Linked DNA regions of Homo sapiens: region 1 is linked to region 2. Evidence: read pairs that join two places in POLR2A ChIA-PET (ENCODE). Cell type or tissue: OCI-LY7. All regions are shown on one strand. Links, peaks and the distances in the headings refer to the core of each region. The heading gives the core; the rest is flanking DNA.

What was found. ChIA-PET counts read pairs that join two places held together with the same protein. Peaks named below come from ENCODE experiments on the same cell type or tissue, not always from the same donor. Only the 100,000 strongest peaks of a DNase experiment are listed, where the experiment ranks them.
Region 1: POLR2A ChIA-PET joins it to region 2 with 6 read pairs; 2 of 35 experiments call an interaction of 5 or more read pairs at or near these places.

The regions. Positions count from the first base shown.
Region 1 is chr7:23,210,990-23,219,579 of GRCh38, forward strand. It overlaps LOC101927890 (a long non-coding RNA gene), which reads left to right and starts at 3,086. Exons shown (of 2, transcript XR_242147.3): 1 at 3,086-3,181. In OCI-LY7, for the core only: no CTCF peak of the experiment used is centred there; no DNase peak of the experiment used is centred there.
Region 2 is chr7:23,428,513-23,437,102 of GRCh38, forward strand. The region is part of intron 2 of IGF2BP3 (insulin like growth factor 2 mRNA binding protein 3); the gene reads right to left. Among named protein-coding and RNA genes, the nearest start is that of SNORD65C, 36 kb to the left of the region's middle. RefSeq lists an enhancer at 6,804-7,305. In OCI-LY7, for the core only: CTCF peaks have their summits at 615, 1,986 (motif pointing right) and 2,920; DNase peaks (open chromatin) are centred at 1,979 and 3,119; H3K4me3 peaks cover 1,038 bases; H3K27ac peaks cover 1,379 bases.

The DNA.
Region 1 (8,590 bases), core at 430-8,429, 220 kb before region 2:
AGTCCATACCTTCACCACTGTCTTCTCATCTGTCCTCTCTCTGAGGAATAGCCCACCTCCTGCTTCACAGAGAAAACAGAAGGCATCACAGAGGACACTGGTCACTGTCACCTGCACTCCAAGGCCAGCCCTCCACACATGCTGGGTGGCACTCACAATCAACACCCTCTTCTCCTGCATTCCCTGGTCTCCCTCTTCACCCAGTCATGGAAGGACACATGACCCAAGCTGGGCCAGAAAGCATCCTCTCTGGGACTTCCTCTATTGTCCCCAGCATTCATTGGTCCCAGCTACTTGGGAGGCTGAGGCAGGAGAATGGCGTGAACCCGAGAGGCAGAGCTTGCAGTGAGCCAAGATCGCGCCACTGCACTCCAGCCTGGGCGACAGAGCGAGACTTCGTCTCAAAATAAATAGAGAGAGAGAGAGAGAGAGAGGGAGGGAGGGAGGGAAAAAGAAAGAAAGAAAGAAAGAAAGAAAAGAAAAGAAAAAGAGAGAGGATAGCTCTCTCTCTTCATAGCCTCTTCTCCCTTCCCATTTGAAATCCCCCTCCCAAGAGGTCATCGCTGTGAAGTCTGGTGGGCATTCATCCCTTTTCCTCGCAGCACGCTCAGACTGCACGGGCAGTCTGCAGTTAACTGTCCATCACCAGTACCCACTCTGCGGGCTCCCAGGTGAGACGCCGGAACTACATTTCCCAGAGTCCCTATCATCCCATGGTTCCGGATTCAAGTTGGCCTGCAAAAGGTTCCTGCTCAATATCTGCAAGAAGGAAGGAGAGATGCCATTCTCCTCTGGAGGCTGCTCCCTCTAGGCATGTGGGAGACATGAGGTTCCAGCGGCCCGCCACAACCTTGTGTGAGGTGGAGCACGGACCCTCCCTTTTTTTAGAGGCCTGTGGACCGTAAGCATGGAAATAAATCTTAAGTTCCTTCAGGGGAAATTCCAGGCGCCTAGCTAGCCCTGAGAAGTAAATAAATAACTTGTTAAACAAGAAGGTGATAGTAGCCTAAAACAACAGCTAAAGAAGTTGGAGTCCCAGAGATGTTTGCTTTCCCTATAGAAATTAAAGATAGTATCTTCACGTATGTCCCTGAGTTGTCTTTCAGAGGCTTGGACCCCCTAACTGAGGACCCCCCAAACTGATCAGGGGCATGGCAGGTAGACCCCAGATAAGGGGGAAATGAAGACTAAACTTTATTGTCCTTTGTTCTAAGTTTTTTCCTGAAGGGCTTGGAGAAAGTCACTCCCCCTAACCAGTTAACTCTACTGGCTTTACATTTTTAAACAAAGTTTCTCTTCCTTAGCCAATTGCAAACCAGAAGATGTTTAAATCTACCTATGACATGTAAGCCCCTAGCTTCAATATATCTCACCCTTTTCGGCCAAAATCAATGTGGAGCCTCCATGTATTGATTTATGATTTGCCTGTAGCTTCTGTTTTCCTGACATTTACCCCTGCCCTTAAAAACCTTACCTGCAAGCCATCAAGGAGTTAGAGACTTAAGCATAAGCTGACGATTTCCCTTGCTTGGCACCCTGCAGTAAATGCCTTCTTTTCTATCACTGCAAAAACCTCAGTGTGAGTATCTGGTTTTACTGCACTGGAGGAGCAGGCCCCAGTTCACTTCTATAACCTGTGTGAACCTCTCACATTGGTCCTTCAGGCTGAGGTCACCAGCAGCAGCTTCCCTGACCTCCACTCTTTCAGCCTTTCCAATAACTCCCTACAGTAAAAGTCTCCTAAATGGAATACACAGAGGCTCTTCTGATATCCTGATCCAACCGTGATACAGAGATCTACCTTGCTCGTTTTAACAGCTGAATAGTATCCCAGTGCCTAACTGTCTTATAATGAATTTAACTTCTCCCTTAATGATGGACACTTGGGTTTTTCTAGCAATTTACTAACACAATTAATGTCAGGATGAACTTTCTTTCTTGCACACACATACACACATACAAGTTCTTTATTTGCCACCCTCAAGCACATGACTGCTGAATTGTGCTTTAAAGAACTTTCCATCACACCACGAACATGTCACATTGTTAGGTTCGTGTGATCACTATGAGGAAGAGGAGGGGGAGGGGACCATGGAGGCCGTAATGTCTAGACTCTTTCTTCCCTGTCTTCAGTTCACCAAATGTAGTTCAACTGTGGACAAAGGGGCTCTTTGAAGCGTCCTCTAAATGTTTAAAATTTTGTTTTTAGAGATAGGATCTTGTTTTGTTGCCCAAGCTGGTCTTGAACTCCTAGCATCAAGCATTCCTCCCATTTCATCCTCCCAAAGTGCTGAGATTACAGGCATGAGCCACCACACCAGGCCTATATTTATTTATTTATTAGTTTTTTGAAATACAGTCTCTGTCACCCAGGCTGGAGTACAGTGGCACAATCTCAGCTCACTGCAACCTCCTTCTCCCAGGTTCAAGCCATTCTCCTGCCTCAACCTCCCGAGTAGCTGGGACTATAGGTGTATGCCACCACGCCCGGCTAATTTTTGTACTCTTAGTAGAGACCGAGTTTTGCCATGTTGGCCAGGCTGGTCCTGAACTCCTGACCTCAAGTGATCTGCCTGCCTTGGCCTCCTAAAGTGCTGACATTACCGGCGTGAGGGATTACCGGTGTGAGCCACCATGCCCTGCCCCTAAATTTATTTTTTAATTGTCAAGTTGTTACCAGCAGTGAATCCATACAGGTCTGCAACAACCTCAGTTCTTGCCTCCTCAGAAGAAAGAATTCGACCAAGGGGGCATAAGGTAGAGTGAGAGACCAAGGCAAGTTTTACAACAGTAGTGAAAGTTTATTAAAAAGTTTTATGGCGGGAATGAAAGAAAGTGAAGTACACTTGGAAGAGGGCCAAGCGGACAACTTGAGAGAGTCAAGTGTGCTGTTTGACCTTTGACTTGGGGTTTTATATGTTGGTATGCTTCTGGGGGTTGCATCTCTTCTCCCCTGATCCTTCCCTTAGGTTGGGCTGTCCGCATGCGTGGTGGTCGGCCAGCACCTGGGCGGGGGGAAGCATGCGCAGTATGTTTACTGAGGTTGTACGCATGCTCACTTGAGGCGTTCTTCCCTTACCAGCGCAGTGCTACCAGAGGAAGCTAAACCAGTTAAACTACGCCATTTTGCCTCTTAGTGGGCATGCTTGAGTCCACTCACCCAACTCCTGATATCTTATTCGTAAGTTGCTAATCACCAATTTCAGATGTTTCTATTTATTGGGAGACAACCTTTCCCTGGCACTGCGACCAATTATTATTTTAGAGAGACAGCTTAACAACCGCTTGACCATCACCTGATGGTCCCCTGACATTCCTGGTGGGGGCAGGGGGCCTCTCCTGTTCCTGGGGCAGGCGCAGCACTCTCTTAGCTCTACCCTGTAGCCCCTGCTTCCACCATAACAGTTCACAAAGAACTGGCAAACCCTTGAAATTTCCAATTTCCCTTCTTTTGCCATTTTCTGTAGGCTGCTATGATTCAAGCCAGAGAAAGCTGCCGCCTCAGCCCCCACCTCCATCGCCGCGGGGGTGAGGCCCCAGATACCTGCCTGGCTTCTTCAGCTCTCCCCTTGGCTCCTAGCTTTGTGCTGAATGGTCCTGCCTTCCCACAATGCCCTTATCTCACCAAATCTTCACCCTGAAGCCATGAATTAGAGCTTCTAGCTGACTAAATGCAGTATCTCTCAGAAATCTGTCATGTGTCCTTTCTGCTTCTCGTGCCCAATTAACTAATTAGCATCATTTTACAAACTTCTCTGGGCTAGCCCTAGAGCTCAGCTCTAACACCACCCAGGTCTCCAGGTAAAGCCTGGCTATACCTCCTATCCTTGTTTTGTTGCTGATAAATAAGCTTTTTATTGATCTTGCAGAAAAATTATTTTTCTAATTTTTTTCTCTTTTGCCTTTCTATCTTGAGTTGTGCCATGACAAAACACCACCAACCCCATTTTCCAAACCTTACATAGAGGTTCTCTTCCCCCTTCTCCCTGTGTGCCCAGCATGGTGTGAAAACACAGCCTGAAAATATTCTCTCCAGCTTCTTCTGTCAGGTTCCCCACCCTTCTCCATCAGCATTCTTAACGCCACAGGGATTCCTTCCAGCCCACTTTGGAGTACAGTTTCCCTCAGGCCACAACATTTACTGTTATTTTATGAATAAAACTTTATTTTACTGGCGGTTGGTAAACTGAACGAACAAGTACTATTTATAAAATAAATACAGAACATGATACAACAGCCAGCATTTTTTCTTTTTTTCTTTTTTTTTTTTTTTTTTTTTGAGATGGAGTTTCACTCTTGTTGCCCAGGCTGGAGTGCAATGGCGCGATCTCGGCTCACTGCAACCTCCGCCTCCTGGGTTCAAGCGATTCTCCTGCCTCAGCCTCCCAAGTAGCTGGGATTACAGGCATGTGCCACCACGCCCGGCTAATTTTTTGTATTTTTGGTAGAGACAGGGTTTCCCCACGTTGGTCAGGCTGGTCTCGAACTGCCGACCTCAGGTGACCACCCGCCTCGGCCTCCCAAAGTGCTGGGATTACAGTCATGAGCCACTGCGCCCGGCCTACTGCCAGCTTTGTTTCTAAAGGGCATTACAAACATTGCCCTACTGGTGTTAGTAAACATACTTGTTTTAAAGGCTCAATTTTATCAGAAGAAACCTAGAAACAGAAACTGGAATGGTGTAAAAGGCTCTACCCTATGATTATTTGGTTTTCCCAAACCTAATTTTTTTTTGTAGATCTACATACATTAGCTATTCTTTATTCTTTGAAAATAGCACTTTAACTTAGCGTAACTACCTAATCCCCATTTACTCATGAGATTTTAGAAGAGAGGAGTTCAGAAGGAAAAGTTATTCAACTTAAAACAAAATCTCTAAGTAAATGATGCTTGAAGCAGATGAAAAACCAGCTGACCTACTTCCATTACTTAATTAAGAAGGTGGAATCAATATACAAGTGTTTGCTAATTTTATTCATTTTTTTGGTCAGTTACGTTTATGATATTCAGTGATGTCTGTTTACAGTAATGTATGTGTGTATATATATATACACAGTGAGGCAGTGAGGCAGAATCCACCTGCTAGATTAATTGCATTGTGTTTGGGTATCAGAAAAGGCCATGGAGCATTTATCTGTCCAGTGGCCAGTGAGTTGATTTGGGTTTGTTTTGCTTTTAAAAAAGAGGAAGAGGGTGGTAGTGATCTCCTCTCCAAGAGCCCTAAGCAGCTGACTTCAGGGTGTCACGGGGTCTTGCCGGCCTGGAAGCATTTCAACACCAGGCTCAGGTCCCTGCAGAGCAAATCCCATGACTCCAGTCACTGTTGTGCCAGAATTCTGTTGTGGGCAATTCAGTTTAAGTGAGCAAGTCTTGAAACATCTTTTTATGTTATAGGGATTTTATGGGAAGAGAGGCTTAATTCTGCAGGATTTGATTTATTTTAGTATTAATAATTTTTGATTATTTTTTCTAGAAAAGGTGTGAGATGACTTATGAAAATATATACAGGCTGGGTGTGGTGGTTCACGCCTATAATCCCAGCACTTTGGGAGGTCAAGGTAGGCGGATCACTTGAGCTCAAGAGTTTGAGACCAGCCTGGGCAACATAATAGCTGGGCATGGCAGTGTGCGCCTGTAGTCCCAGCTACTCACGAGGCTGAGGTGGGAGGATCACTTGAGCCCAGGAGGTGGAGGTTGCAGTGAGCCAATATCATACCACTGCCCTCCAGCCTTGGTGACAGAGCAAGACTATGCAAAAAAAAAAAAGAAAAGAAAATATACACAATAAAATAAAACTTTAGACAAGTGGATGAGAAAACAGAGGCAAAAGGAAAATGAGGACAGGAAAAAGAAAATGAAGCCACAAAATGTGTGCTCTGTGGGCTCTATGCTTACTGGCAGTGCTGGCAGAGTTGGTTCTTAGCTTCCTAATAGCAAGATAATGAAGGCAACAGTGAGCTCTGTGGCTCACAGTGTCCCTAATTTCTTTCTTTCTTTTTTTTGAGACAGAGTTCTGCTCTGTCACCCAGTCTTGAGTGTAGTGACACGATCTTGGCTCACTGCAGCCTCGGCCTCCGGGATTCAAGTGATTCTTGTGCCTCAGCCACCCAGTATCTGGGACTACAGGCATGCGCCACCGTGCCCGGCTAATTTTTGTATTTTTAGTAGAGGCGGGGGTTTCACCATGTTGCCCAGTCTGGTCTCGAACTCCTGGCTTCAAGTTATCCACCCACCTTGGCCTCCCAAAGTGCTGGGATTACAGCCGTGAGCCACCGTGCCCAGCCGCTAGTACTTTTTTTCTGAAAAGAGAATACAACTGCTCAGGAGAAGGCTAAGCATTCTGTATGCTGAGATCAGAGAGAAATTTCTCACGTACATGTAATGCCTTCAAAAGGATCCTCAGTGAATTCCTTTGGATGGACCACAGTGACTTCCCAGGGCTATTTCATATGATGTCCTTTTGCAGAATAGGGCGCTTCAGGCCAAAGTGAGCATGGGAAATCAGTTCTACAGGGAGCCAAGATGATGCCCTTTGGGGACCCATCTCAGCTTGTTAGCTGAGTGGGTTTTGGAGGGCCTGATGGGTGGTCAGACCTATTATCACTGAGCAAGCTCTGCAGCATCAGTGAGTTCAGGAAAGCATATTAATAACTGCTGGGCTTTGGTGCTGTGTGCTTAAAGGTGCTGAGCGAGAGGCAGGGTTAGGACTGGCTGCATGAATTGTGAGATCCAGGGCAAAATGAAAATACAGGGTTCCTTGTTCAAAAATTAGGAATATCAAGATGGTGACAACAGAGCATTAAACCAACCGAAGCTCGTTTCTAAGAGTGGGGCCCTGTGGGACTGCACAAGTCACACCTCTATGTTGCTGGCCCTAGGCAGGAGATATGTCCTCATGAAAAGTCAAAGAACCTGGTGAGGACACAGCCTGAAGAGAAGGTCAAGCCAACCTGCATTCTGCTGAGCCCCAGACTGCAAACAGGTTCCTAAAGACTATGTCTCTCAAATCCCAAACTCGGGTGTGGGAGAAATACTACTTTATTTCTCATAACAAGTTAATTTTTGGCTCCACACCTCACATTACAAGGCTGACAGAAAAGTAAATGAGTAAACAAACCCCCACCACCAATCACATCCTAAAGCCCAGTACCCCCTGCAGTTTTTGCATAGGAAGCTTTATTATTTGAGTTATTCAGGGTGCTTCCCCATAACAATCTCCTGCAAGAAATATTGGGGAGAACAGGGACAGTGGCATGTAGCCCCACTTGGTCTAACAGAGTGTTTTAATGAGAGCTGGAGGAGGAAGGTCAGTCTCTGGGTGACAGGCAGCCACTGGTGGGAGGATCCTGCCCCATTAGATGCTTCTCTGCCACCTCAGACCCGGGTGGGCCCAGCTCCACCTCCCAGGCTAGATGTAGCCAGGCCCCAAAGCTCAGGACGTTTACAGGAGGTCTAGAGCAGGAACCACCAAAGAATCAGAACTGTTCGTTCATTCAATGCATGTTTATTGAATGCCAGCTAGGTCAGGCACTGCTCTTGGGGCTAGGGAGACAGTCAAGAATAAAACAGACCCAAATCCCTGCTCTTGTGGAGCTCATATACTATTTATGGAAGACAGTCTGTTTTTAAATGAGTCAACCATCTTGTATCTAGGAAAATAATAAGTGCTATGTTAAAAAATAAACATGAAAGGAAATAGGTTATACTAGGTGTGGCTATTGCTATTACCAATAAGGGTGTCAATGACGATCTCACTGAAAAGGGGCATTTGGGCAGAATACGAAGAAGTCAGGAAGCGAGCCAGGCAAATTCCTGGGGGAATGGTGGCTAGTGCACAGGCCCTGAGGTCAGAGAGCCTGGTGGGCTTGAAGCATAGCAGGAGACTGTGGGGACCTTGAGCAGAGTGGGGTTGGTGCTAGGGGGTGAAGTCAGGGAGGGAGCAGTGGCTGCAGCAGCACTTGTGGAAGGATTAAGTGGCGTATTAGAGATAGAGAGGAATGAAAATTGGAGTTTAATTTTGGACACTTGATATTTGAGATGTTATTATATATCCACATAAGTTAAGGTTAGGTTACCCATATGGAAAAAATGGACATCGATCAGAAGTTAACTCTAATTGAATCATAGACCTGCATGGAACTAAATACAGAAGCTAAAATTACTATTAAAATTCTTGGAAGAAGACAGATGAAAGTCTTTGTGACTTGGTGGAAGGCAAGGATTTCCTATATAGAACAAATAAAAGCATGGAATTTTCCTACTAACTTGATAAATTGGACTTTATTAACATTTAAAACTCTTGCTCATTGAAAGATACCATTACGAAAACAGAGACGGGCCAGATGCGGCGGCTAACGCCTGTAATCTTTACACTTTGGGAGGCTGAGGTGGGTGGATCGCCTGAGGTCGGGAGTTCAAGACCAGCCTGGCCAACATAGTGAAACTAAAAATACAAAATTAGTTGGGCATGGTGGCGCACGCCTGTAATCCCAGCTACTCGGGAGACTGAGGTGGGAGAATTGCTTGAACCCAGGAGACAGAGGTTGCAGTGAGCCGAGATCTTACCACTGCACTCCAGCCTGGGTGACAG
Region 2 (8,590 bases), core at 101-8,100:
ATAAAAGAAAAAAAAAATATATATATATAATATATATTTTTAAAAATTAATGGGTATGGTGGTACATACTTGTAGTCCCAGCTACTTGGGAGGCTGAGGTGGGAAAACCGCTTGGGCCCACGAAGTTGAGAGGCTACAGTAAGCTATGACTATGCTACTGCACTCCAGCCTCAGCAACAGAGCAAGCCTCTTTTTCTTTTTTTCTTTTTTTTAGGGGGAAAAAAAAAAAAAGGAGTCCAAAGATATTATTTCAAATTTTTCAGAATAACATGTTAGGGACCTGACATTGCCCAAAGACAATCAAATATTTCATTCCTTCAGTATCATTATTAATTCAGAGTCATACATATTTTGCTTGTATCAATCTTTTTTGATGCTCAAATTGTCCCATCTTTGGCCAGCAAAACGGCTTCTTCATGTTAGCTCCTTCATCTTTTGATGTGACTCCAATAATATTTGTGAGCATTTCTGCTTTCTGTTATGACGTGATATTCTAGGTTTAGCTTGTATGTTTCTTGCCCCCATCTATAATCAGCCTTATCAGCATGGATCCTTGATCCCTTTTAGTCAGAAAAAGTACAGAGAGACTACAATCTGGTCACTAGAGGCACTCATTAGATTGGTTATTGCTTCCAAGCCAGAGCTAGAAAATACACTTGGAAAGAAAATAAACCATGGGTTCATACTGATTATTTCCAACTCAGATTTTGGATGACTGGAATTTCACAGAAAGTCTCTTATATTTGCATATTTTCTTCCACTAAAAAATCTGACAAAAGATAGAAATAAGAACCCAAAAAAGTGCTTTATGTTTATTTTCTCATTTAACCCTCAGAGTTGGCATTTTACAGATTAGGAAACAAAGGCAGAAGTAATTTAATTTGTCTGAATACACACACAGCTACTGTGTGGCAGGGTCAGCATATGTATTTGAGCATTCTGGCCACAGATTCTATCCTCCTAACCATACTCTAGTCGGTCTTACTGATTTCACTTATAATCCAACCAACAGCATAACCATACCAAATAACTTCACAAAAAAGTATAGATTGCACATGAAATTCAAAAGATAAAAATATATGCTAATCCTAAGCAATATTTTCCCTTTACACCTTAGCTTTAAACCACAATAACTTACATATGGCGACTCAATATTGAAATTAAGTGGACAAGCTTACATATTAATACCAAGAAAGAAGGAAGAGAGGAAAGGCAACTATGAGGAAAACACAACTACTCAGTTGTCTCAAGCATTACAAAGATTATATACATAGGCACCTCAGGTACTTCTGAAGCTAGTCATATCAAGTCAAGTCCCAATGCAAGACACAAAACTGTATTAGACCTGCAACCTTTCATCCAAATTACCTGTAAGTCCTGGATGCACCTTTAACTTATTCCTCTGGAAAAGGCTCTGTCTCAGCCCCTTCCTTCTACCAATGCTTACATACAAATCAAGTGGGAATCACTGCTTCCCTGCTTTATAAGACAGATACTGACATAATGCTGCTAACACCAGCTGATGACAGAAGGAGAAAACCAAGTCTAACTTGTAACATGTTCTTCTTTGCCTCTTTTTTTTTTTTTTTTTGAGATGGAATCTCGCTGTCACCCAGGCTGGAGTGCAGTGGCACGATCTCGGCTCACTGCAACCTCCACCTCCCGGGTTCAAGCGATTCTCCTGCCTCAGCTTCCTCAGTAGCTGGGATTACAGGCGCGCGCCACCATGCCCAGTTAATTTTTTGTATTTTTAGTAGAGACGGGGTTTCACCATGCTGGCCAGGCTGGTCTCGAACTCCTGACCTCGTGATCCGCCCGCCTCGGCGGGATTACAGGCAGGAGCCACCGCGCCCAGCTGCCTTATTTCTTATGCAAAAAAACTGGAACACAAGGTTCGGATTTGGACTGGTATTTTCAAGTAAAAAGCCAAGCCTTATGGCTCAAAGCAGTCTAGCATGGGCTTTCCAACCCGCCACTTGGTGGCACTCTGTACCGGCTGCAAATTTTCATTCCAGCTGTGCCGAACTAAACCTATGTCCAAAGAGGACTTCATTCAGCCTGGCTAATTTCAATATGGCTATACTGTAATTACACCTATTCTTTCTTGGTTTATACAGTTAAGAATCAGCTCTTTAAAAGGTCAACCTCAATTTTCAAGAAGTTTAATACTGTACTCCAAGCAAATACTTGGGAAAATGATCAGTCTTACATTCCTGGTCTATATGTCAACTGGCATAACTCTGCCTCATTGCTGACTTGGCAGTGTCTTATCCTCTAACTCAAGAATTATCTTTCTTACATCATTTCCTTAGGTAAAGTTGTAACACGCTCAAAGGCTTAGCTGTCTGTAAATAGGGAGAACTAGGAAGAACTTAGAGGTCCAGGAAAAAGGGATTCAATTACAATACACAGAATGAAATCTCATGGAGATATTATAAATATGAAAGAATATTTAATGAAGACATGCGCTTATGACACTGTTCACTGAAAAAAGTGCATCACTAAAAGAGAACATGGAATATGATCTCATTTTAAAATACGTGGTTTTATCACAAAAAGAACATTCCAACCAGGAACAAAATGTACATATCTGTACATACACACATACACATGAACATTAACAGAAGTAAGGAAGAGAGAGCATTACGATACTGACCGTGATGAGCACTGGCTGGTAGAATCATCTGCAGTTTTCCATTTCTTCTAGCTTTTGTGTTTTATAAAATGAACTTTACTAGTTGTTGAGGGAAAAATAAGCTATTGTTTCTAGCCAGCAGCATAATATCAGAATGAACCAAGAGGAAAACAATTCTAGATTCTAACAGTTCTAACTAGTTCTGTGACATCAGTTCTCCATCCCCCTATAAAATTCCTATAGATTTTATAGTTTAGCAGAAGAAACTAGATACTTTAGGTCAGTCTTAAATAAGTATCTGTAAAAGTGGAAAGGAGGAAACATAACTTAGGAGTAACACAGGTAGACCCAGGTCAAAAATCCCTATGAAAGATGGCATTGCATCTAGTGGATTAACAGAGGGTCACAGGTACACTAAAGAAAAGCATACTTCCTGCAACAGTTAAAAAGAATGCCAGATTCTAGTGAACTGAACAGGAGGAAGGAAGGGGGAAAAAAAAAAGATTACAAGGTCCCCTACACCGTAAAATAAAGAGATGTCCTTCAATTATGGTCCGAGAACCACCTATGTTAGAATCACCACAAGGGACTAACTAAAATGCAGATTCCAGGGCCCCAAAACAGACTTAAATCGTAATTTCTGGGGGTGGGGCAGGGGAACTTGGCCCCTCCCCCGCCAACCCACACACACACATTCTCTCTCTCTCTTATGGATTGGTGGCCACTGTGGTATAGTTAACAGGGCGAGTCTCAAAGGCAAAATTACTTGTTTTATTCACTGTTGCACATTCCACTGGTTAACAGATTGCTTAGCTCATCTCAGGCAATTATTCAATATTACTTAAACAATGAGCAAGGGAACAAAGTCTCTTTACATCACAGTTCTAAGTGAGAATCTAAACATGGTTTTTTCCATTATCCCCAGCTCCCAGATCTCCATGGTAACAGCTATGTTTTAGTCCCGTTAACTAAAACAGAGGTATATTTTATCTTTTACATTTGCACACGTTATCTCCATCTATGTAGAACAGAGTCTGACAGCCAGACGTGCATGGATGAAAACTTGACTGACGCCATGAGTATGCACTAGAAGAGTCCAAAAAAGACTGAATGTTTTTCTACGTACTCTCTTACTACTATTGTTTGCTTGCATTTACACACTGCTATGTCTTTCTTTTAGAAGATTAAATGTTCCTTGAAGAAACATAGTCAAAGTTTTTATACTTCCTTAGGACATGTGCAAGTTAGGAAAACCTAACACTGTTCGAAAGACAATTGATACAGGCACACATCATCACACTGGGCCTTTGTTTTACTTCTTAATGTGACTACTAGAAGGGCACGCACATCTTAATGTAGAATGTCAAACAGGAAAAAAACAAACAAACAAAAAAAACAGGGCACAAACTAATCCTTGATCCCTAAATAACCAAAGATTTTTATAGTCTTCATACTGAGATTTTAACTAAGTAAATGTGCTTCATTTTTTAATTTTTTTTTTTTTTTGGTGGAGAGAGGGTCTTGCTCTGTTGCTCAGACTGGAGTGCAAACGGCATGATCTCTGCCCATTGCAGCCTCAACCTCCGAGGTTCATGAGATCCTCCTGCCTCAGCCCCTCAAGTAGCTGGGACTACAGGCATGCGCTACCGCACCCAGCTAATTTTTGTATTTTTCATAAGCTGTGGTTTCACCACGTTGCCCAGACTGGTCCTGGGCTCAAGCAATCCACTTGCCTCGGCCTACCAAACTGCTAGGATTACAGGCATGAGCCACTGCGCCCAGCCTGTATATGTGCCTTTAAACTAAAAAGTCACCACCAGTATTACAACCACAGAAACACACGCAGTTGAACAGTTACTATTTAAATAAAAGCCTCACTGCCTGTATGACCTAAAAGCATAGCTCTTTCAAAAGTCTTAATATTAACACAATATAGTAAATTGTACTTATCTTCCTAAAAAATTAGAGTGGTAAGAAAGGAATAAAGAACTTGGATATAAAACCTCTAACATGCTTGAGTAGCACTGAAAATTAATTATTCCCATACTTTTCCATAGCTAAAACTAGTTTTATAAATATCATTATATTTTTTTCCCAGCAACAAGATATTTTTAAACAGTGATTTTTAGAAACCGTACATCTTAAGCTGCTCTGTCCAATAAAGAAGCCACTAGCCACATGTGTCTAACTACTTGAAATGTGGCTAGTCTGAATTGAATCGTTCTGTAAGGATAAAATACATACAGATGTTGAAGATTCAATACCAAAAAAAGCAAAATTTCTCAACAATTTATTATACTGTTACATTTTAGATATATTAGGTTGTATATAATAACTAATTTTTTTTTTTTTTTTGAGACAGGGTTTTTGCTCTCTCGCCCAAACTGTAGTGGCACGACCATAGCTCACTGCAGCCTCAACCTCTTGGGCTCAAGCAATTCTCCCACCTCAGCCTCCCAGTCAGCTAGGATACAGGCACACATCACCACACTGGGCCTTTGTTTTACTTAATGTGGCTACTAAAAAGTTAAAATCATATATATTTAGTTCATGTATTTCTATTGAACAGAGCTTATCTAAAACTAATTGATTAAATTTAATTTGTTTGTCAAGGGAATTTGAAGAACAATCAAGAAAAAGTTTTAGGCCGGGCACAGTGGCTTATGCCTATAAACCCAGCACTTTGGGAGGCCGAGGCGGGAGGATCATCTGAGATCAAGAGTTCAAGACCAGTCTGGCCAACATGGCGAAAGCCCATCTCTGCTAAAAATACAAAAATTAGCCGGGCATCACGGAGGCGTGTGCCTGTAATCCCAGCTACTTGGGAGGCTGGGGCAAGAGAATCGCTTAAACCTGGAAGGCAGAGGTTACAGTGAGACAAGATTGTGCCACTGCACTCCAGCCTGGGAGACAGAGTGAGACTCTGTCTGGAAAAATTAAAATTAAAAAAAAAAAAAAAAAGAAAAAGTTTTATATGGAATACGTATTTTCCACATAAAAGTAACCATCACTAAAACTGTACCTGCAAGAAGAGGTGTTTTAAGATTACTAAACTTTTAAAACCACTGTATTTTGAATACGGGGTATGTCTACATTAACAGTTTTTATTTCGTATTACTGCTAAGTGGATGTGGTTCTTAGACAAGGCAGATCCTTGGGTTTGTTTTTGTTCGTGGGAAAGTTGCAGTTGATCATTATCAAATTATACCACCTTCTCATCAACTTTAGAAACTATAATAATCTCACCACCCCAAAGCTTGAAGACTGTTTCCCAGAGGTAGACTTACACAGCCAGACTTGTTTATATTTCCATTTTTAATGTTTTCTACAAGTAGGCAAAGAAAATAAGCAAATAATTGTGTTCAAGAAACTCAGTATGAGAATTCTCAGTTTCACGCACTCTGAGAACTCCAATGTATCAACAAAACAAAAGGTTGACAAGTTTGATCTAAATATTTCTGCCTGACATTCCTCATCCTAGGTAACTCAACTCTTTCTTTTCTCCCAAGATATAATTTCACTAGGCTTTGTAGATAACCCTTCTCCTAGCAGAAAACACAATGCAAATGCAATGCTACGTTACCAGTCTCCAATAGCAGCAAATTGTTCCTGATTACTAAGCTCTTTTTCCTTCTAGTGAGATAGAACAGGTATGTTTACCACACTTAAGGACAAACAAGTTAAAAAAAAACTTTCACTTAAGTGCAACATGCTTCCCCAACTACATCAGTATTTTCCCAAATTTGAACTCAGTCACATTAATCCATCATTTCCTTGAATGAATAAAACCTTGGCCAAAGTATTAAAATTTTCCCTTTTCTCACCTATGACATATTTGCCAATTAAACACAAAAATCCTGAAAATGGGCCAGGCGTGGTGGCTCCTGCCTGTAATCCTAGCACTTTGAGAGGCCGAGGCAGGTGGATCACGAGGTCAGGAGATGAGACCATCCTGGCTAACATGGTGAAACCCCATCTCTACTAAAAGTACAAAAATTAGCCAGGTGTGGTGGCGGGTACGTGTAGTCCCAGCTACTCAGGAGGCTGAGGCAGGAGAATCGCTTGAACCCGGGAGGCGGAGGTTGCAGTGAACAAAGATCGCACCATTGCACTCCAGCCCAGGCGACAGAGCAAGACTCTGTCTCAAAAAAAAAAAAAAAAAAAAAAAAAAAAATCCTGAAAATGATGAAGTCTCTAGCCCTATCATGTCTTCTGAGAACAGAATTACATATAAAAATACACCACAGAAACACTGTCAGCAACATCCAGACCTGGGAAACTCTCCAGCACAAACATCTAAAGTTTTTTTTTTTTTCTTTTCTTTGAGACGGAGTCTCGCTCTGTCGCCCAGGCTGGAGTGCAGGGGCATGATCTCACAGCTCACCACAACCTCCGCCTCCTGGGTTCAAGCGATTCTCCTGCTTCAGCCTCCCGAGTAGCTGGGATTACAGGCGCCCACCACCACGCCCGGCTAATTTTTTTGTATTTTTAGTAAAGATGAGGTTTCACCATGTTGGCCAGGATGGTCTCGATCTCCTGACCTCATGATCCACCCACCTCGGCCTCCCAAAGTGCTGGGATTACAGGCGTGAGCCACTGTGCCTGGCCTTTTTGTCTTTGTTTGTTTTTTGAGACAGTCTCGCTCTGCAGCCCAGGCTGGAGGGCAGTGGTGCAATCTCAGGTCACTGCAACCTCCACTTCCCAGGTTCAAGTGATTCTTGTGCCTCAGCCTCCTGAGTCATTGGAATTACAGGCGTGTGCCACCATGCCTGGCTAATACTGTATTTTTAGTAGAGACGGGGTTTTACCATGTTGGCCAGGCTGGTCTGGAATTCCTGACCGCAAGTGATCCACCTGCCTCGGCCTCCCAAAGTACTGGGAGAACAGGCATGAGCCACATGCCCGGCCAACATCTAAATTTTTTAACAAATAAATTTCAAAGTGAAAAAAGGAGGAGGGAATCCTTGACATTAAGTAAAACAAACTTAAGACCTATTAACCAATCATAATGGAAGAAACTTATTTAAATCCCAATTCAAATACAATGGAAAAAACTAATCAGGAAAATTGGAATATTTAATACCAGTGAGTTAGTGTCATGTTTTTTAATATGTAATGATAATGTCTATGCTTTTTAAAAGTCTGTCTTTTAGAGATACATGCTGAAGAATTAGGAATGTAAAAAGCTTGCTGTCTTCAATTTGTTTTGAAATAATTTGGGGAGGTGTGGCATTGAGGCACAGAGATGAATCAAAGCCAGTCATCATTTGGTGATTCTTGAAGCTAGGTGATCAGTATAGGAGGATTTATTATACCATTATCTCCTCTGTGGTACTTTTAAAATTTCCACTGTTTTTCCCTACTCTCTTAAATCTAGAAGTCACCATCGACACAAATGTTAAATTCCATTAAAATCAAACTCTGGGCTTGTTAGTACCCAGAAGAAGGAATTTTTAAGAGAAAAATATAATTTAACTTTACATGACTATCTGGTAGTAAAGAGATGTTAAATACTTTCCATGCACATAACCTGAGATGATATTAGTATTTCCTATACCACAAAAAAACTAGAATTTTCTAAGATTGTTACATTAGACAGTGTTAGATGTCCTTCCTTTGCCTAGGAAAGTACATTTGGATTTATTTTGCTGCAGTAACTATAGTATAACTTCAAATATAGGATATTGGCTGGGCCCGGTGGCTCACACCTGTAATCCTAGCACTTTGGGAGGCCAAGGCGGGTGGATTACCTGAGGTCAGCAGTTCAAGACCAGCCTGGCCAACTGGGTGAAACCCTGTCTCTACTAAAAATACAAAAATTAGCCAGGCATGGTGGTGGTGTGCGCCTGTAGTCCCAGCTATTTAGGAAGCTGAGGCAGGAGAATTGCTTGAACCCTGGAGGCAGATGCTGCAGTGAGCTGAGATCGTGCGACTGCACTCCAGCCTGGGCGATAG